Linked DNA regions of Mus musculus: region 1 is linked to region 2. A link is a loop called in an ENCODE intact Hi-C map of the cell type or tissue named here. Cell type or tissue: heart. All regions are shown on one strand.

What was found. A loop is a pair of places that touch in the nucleus more often than their neighbours do. Peaks named below come from ENCODE experiments on the same cell type or tissue, not always from the same donor. Only the 100,000 strongest peaks of a DNase experiment are listed, where the experiment ranks them.
Region 1: a loop joins it to region 2, with 2.2 times the contacts of the local background. A loop is called at or near these places in 2 of 42 quality-filtered maps.

What each region holds. Positions count from the first base shown.
Region 1 is chr5:66,848,138-66,850,637 of GRCm38, forward strand. The region is part of intron 1 of Limch1 (LIM and calponin homology domains 1); the gene reads left to right. Among named protein-coding and RNA genes, the nearest start is that of Gm52776, 45 kb to the right of the region's middle. In heart, no CTCF peak of the experiment used is centred here; DNase peaks (open chromatin) are centred at 184 and 1,214.
Region 2 is chr5:66,709,659-66,712,158 of GRCm38, forward strand. No RefSeq gene overlaps it. Among named protein-coding and RNA genes, the nearest start is that of Uchl1os, 34 kb to the left of the region's middle. In heart, CTCF peaks have their summits at 974 and 1,174; no DNase peak of the experiment used is centred here; H3K27me3 peaks cover 1,953 bases.

The sequences.
Region 1 (2,500 bases), 140 kb after region 2:
ACAAAACAAAACAGTGTGATTCGTTTATTTCACAAGCTAAATAGTACAATAGTATCTTTTCCCAGCATTTAGATGTTCATTTTAAAATACACTGTCCGGTAGGCTTGGGTGGATCACAGCCACCAACAGTGGTTGATACTGTGGTTGAATGTGGCTTGTCACCCTGCGTTACCTCAGGGCTCTGCCAACAGGAAGGGCAACAGCAGATTCAGCCCCTCAGAGCCAAAATAAACCAGTTTCCTTCACGTCCTGTTCTGCCTCATGAATTTCATTGTTATCACACAAAACAAACGAATACACAGTGTAGAAAAATCACCAATAAAAACCCCAAAAACAAAAGACGAAACCCAAACACACAGCTTGGTTAATGATTTAATGTCCGTAGCCTTGTAATGACTACGTCAAATCAAGAAATAGAATCTTTGTACCCTAGAAAGAATCTTCTGTGATTTCCCCCCCCCTCTTTTCTCAAAACCAATCTCCTCATTGTGTTTATGAATGTGTGTGTGTGTGTGTGTGTGTGTGTGTGTGTGTGTGTGTGTGTGTGTGTGTATGTGAACAAGTTCCCATCTGTGGAGACCAGAGGTACTTTGTTTTCTGAGACAGTCTCTCACTGGGACCTGGGACTCAGTGATTAAGTTAGGCTAGTTAGCTGGTGAGCTCCAGGGAGCCCCCTGTCTTGTCTCTTCAGCACTGAGATATGGGCACGTGCCCCCATGCCTGGCTGTACACGCAGGAGTGCTGGGGAGCAAAGCCAGCCCCTCACGCTTGTTGTACCTCCTCTGCTGTGCTGTCTCCCTGGCCTTACTCATTTTCAGCTGGTCACTTCTGGTGCTGTCCCTAATTCTGAAATTAAAAGAGCTGATTACGTTACTCTGTTGTTATTCTGAGTATCCCACCGTGCTCTATTTTCATTTGGTAATCTAATAACTTGTTTGGGTGAATTTCTAGTTTGGCTTGGATGCCATTTTCCATGCGGCACATTGGTGATGTCCAGAGGTTTTGTGGTCACTTTGGGTCCTTAGCTAAAAAATCATTCCATTATTAGAATATGAAATAGTGAAATCGATCACTTCTTCAGACAGCTCTACCGTGGCTACAGGACTGTGTGTACTTGGCAGAGCCTCCAGTCTAGCTCTTTGCCCAGCATCAGGAAGTCAAGGCACTGACCCCTTCTTCCTCTTCATCATCAATGTTAGCGTCATGTCCATGGCTGGCTGGCCCGGTTCTGGGTTGTGAGTGAAAGAGTGGGTGAGTTGACAGACCTCTGGTGACTGATGATGAGCTGGCAAATGCCTGTCCTCAAATAGGAAAAACACTCCTAGAGAGGAACAGGAAGGCCCCAGATGGGCTGTTGATGAACACTTGCTCTGGGCTGCTAAAGTACATTTCAGCCCTAGAACCCAAACAACATTTTATTATCAACATTTTAAAACATGTGGAAGGGACGGAAGGAGGGGAAAGAAAGGGAGGAGGGAGAGACAAGAAAGGTGGGGGGAGGAGAAAGAAAGGGTTCAGAAGGGAGGGAAGGAAGCAGAAAGAGAAAGGAAGAACAGAGGGAAGTAGGAAAGAATTCCATGAGGCAGGATCCAGGACACACATGTGCCCTCCATCAGGTTTCAGTGACTCTTGGCATTTTCTGTATTTAGTTCATACACATACATATACATTCTTAGTATTTTTTTCAACAGTTTCCAAAGAAAGTGCGGGAGTCAGCTACCCGTTTCCTCTAAGTCCCTCTGCACACACCTGAAGAAGAGCATCCTCCCAGGCAACCATTATCACTCCAGGGCTGAACAGGGGTGATATCCTAAGTGACCATTATATGCAGGATATCCCAGGTGTGCCCTGGATCTCACCCAAGGGTTTTTTTTTTTTAAATCATTATCTTACAAAGACATATATATTACACATTGCCATGATGCTGATGCTTTTGGGTCTCTTATTTAGGAATATCAGTCTTTCCTTTTTCCTTCATGACAAAGACTTTTTTTTTCTTTTAGAAGTCTGGTTTTCTTATAAACATTTTTTTGGGGGGGGCAGGGTTTGCACGGCTGTCTCCTTTAGTCCTGTCAATATGCTTAGAGACTCTCTCATTGGCTTCAATAACAGCCTGATATTGTGCCCAGCATCCATCTTTCCCAGGGTAGAGTTGCATTTCTGAATACAAATGGAAGTCCCATGGCTTTTAGATACTCTGGTTGTAGAATTCCTTTCTTTTAGCTGTGAATTCTGAGAAACAAAACCATGAGAGAAATAGCATTTTCCCCGTTTCAGAAGCATGAAATGCTTCACCAGACAGTATCTACTCTACTTCCTGACCTCCCACAACCAAGAAAAACGGCTCCTACAAGCACCTTCTTAAAGACCATGAAGCAGGTTTGGAGGAGTGAAGCCCCCTGCTCACTGCTCGGGAGCTTCAAACCCAGATCTGCCTAATTCGGTGACTTTCTGCTTCACTGTAACAGTTTTGCCAGATTTAGCCCAGAACTGCAATGTT
Region 2 (2,500 bases):
GAGGCTCGACCTAAAATTAAAATGCTCTTTGAAGATTCTCCATGAAATCAAAGCTGCACATTATTTTAGTTATATATATATATATATATATATATATATATATATATGTGTGTGTGTGTGTGTGTGTGTGTGTGTGTGTGTGTGTGTGTGTGTGTGTATGTGTGTACACACACAATACTGGATGTGGTGGCTCATAGCTATGATCTCAGTAGTTGGAAGGCAGAAGCAAGAGACCATAAGTTCAAGGCCAGTCTAGGATACAGAGGTCCAGTCTAGCCTGTTACTTAATGAGACCCTGACATGACATCAAACACAATTGAAATGAACAATTAAAATACATTGACTGCTTATGGCATGCTGCGCACAGTTGTAAAAGCTGAGGCTATCACAGTGGACAAGAAAGAGATGATTCCCTGTCTCAGAGCACTGGGAGGACAGAGGGCAAGTGTACCGACGACAGATGAGCCAGGCTCTGCGGGATGGGATGACTTCTGTGCTGGGAAACTGGGAAACAAAGATGTAGAAAGGCTAGACTGAGGGCTGGGTCGGGGGCAGTGTTATTTAGATCAGTGATTCTCAACCCCTTTGAGGGCTGCATATCAGATATCCTGGATACCATATACCCTGCTTATCAGACATGGAAATTAAGATTCATAATAGTAGCAAAATTATATTTATGAAGTAGCAATGAAAATAATATTATGATCGGGGGGTCACCATGACATGAGGACCTGTATTGGAGGGTCACAGCATTAGGAAGGTTGAGGACTGCTGCTCTAGATGGTTGCTGCTCTAGAGGTTGTGGAAAGCCTCCTAGAACATTGAAAAGGGACATGTGGACAGAGTTCCAAACAAAGGAGAAACAGAGGCATTCGGTTTCCTGGGGGTACAGTGCTTGTGCCCCCTGCTGTGGAGGGGATGATCTTTAAAGAGGATTTCTGATTTATTCTACTAGCCTCCACTAGATGGACTCCCTAAACGTAGGGAAACAGAAACTCTGCTGGTAGCGTGGAGTGTCCCAGAGAGACGGGAAGATGCTGATCACCAAGGGAATTTGCTTTCTTAAAGATGCAAGTCACCTACAGGGTATACATAGCCCCAAAGAGGAGGACTGTTAACTGTTAACTGTTAACTGGCAGAATCTGAATCCAATCTTCTTTAATAGTGACAGAGCCAGTTTCCCTAGTTTACATATATTTAAGCTAGGCTAAGAGATGTTCACATTAGGCTGGGCTGAGTGACCAGTAGGTGGAAGCTCTATGTTGTTTGTGGCTTTTCCACTACAGTTCTTTCAAAAGCTAGTCACTTGATGCTAGTTATCTGACATATTTGTATTGTAGTTAGTTGTTACTAAGGATATACAGAATTGATGTGATCCTCAAAAGTCTTAGATTTTATGACCCTTGAGAAATTGATCGTTTCAACGTATATGAAAATTCGAAAGAGCGATCTAAGCTGAAGTCTTTTTATTTTTTATTTTTTGGTTTTTCAAGACAGGGTTTCTCTGTATAGCCAGCCCTGGCTGTCTTGGAACTCACTCTGTAGACCAGGCTGGCCTCGAACTCAGAAATCCGCCTGCCTCTGCCTCCCGAGTGCTGGGATCAAAGGCGTGTGCCACCACCGCTCGGCTGGCTGAAGTCTTTAAGAACGTATTAGCCATCAAGACCCAAGGTGCTCTTGCTGTTAGAGAGCAGTGCTGCAAAGGAGGGCAGAGACCAGAACGCAATAGACAGCCCAGAAATCAAGCACGTGTAACTAAGTTTCTGACAAAGGGGTAATAAAGCACAAAGAGGGATGGCTTCACAGGGAAGAGGAATTCTAACGTTTAAGCTCTACAGTCCACACACACACCAGTTCCATATGTAATTTATAAAAACAGAGCATTTACGAGGAAGCAAGAATATCTTTATGACGTTGGTGGAAGTAATAATTTCTCCAGCAGGACACGAAAGCCCAGACCACAAAGAAAATAATAAATTAGACTACAGAGAGACACAGTACTTTATTCACTGGAAGAGCCCACGGAGAGAATGAAAAGCCCACAATACGGGAGGAAAGTGTATTTCATGGAGCTGACAAAGGTGATCAGAGTGCACAACTAACTCCTAAGATCAAGAAGACAATCCAATAGCTAAACATAGGTCTTTTCACACTTAGGCAAAGTGCTCTATCTACGCTGTGTTCTGAGCTAAATATCCTCACAGGGTACTTGTCACACACAAAGGCTAGATCTTACCCACAAGATGAGGTCAAGAAACCAAATACAAAGGAGTGTCATCCATTCATAGAAAGGCCAGGAGCAAGCAGGGCTATTTTCATGACCATAGTGATTGCCTTTCACAAGGAAGGGCTTTCTTTAGTGGTGGGAAAGGGGCAAGAGGGCGCTTCTGAGCTCCTCTTCCCCCCCCCCCCCGCACCCCCCCCCCCCCAGACAGGGTTTCTCTATGTAGCCCTGGCTGTCCTGGAATTCACTCTGTAGACCAGGCTGGCCTCGAACTCA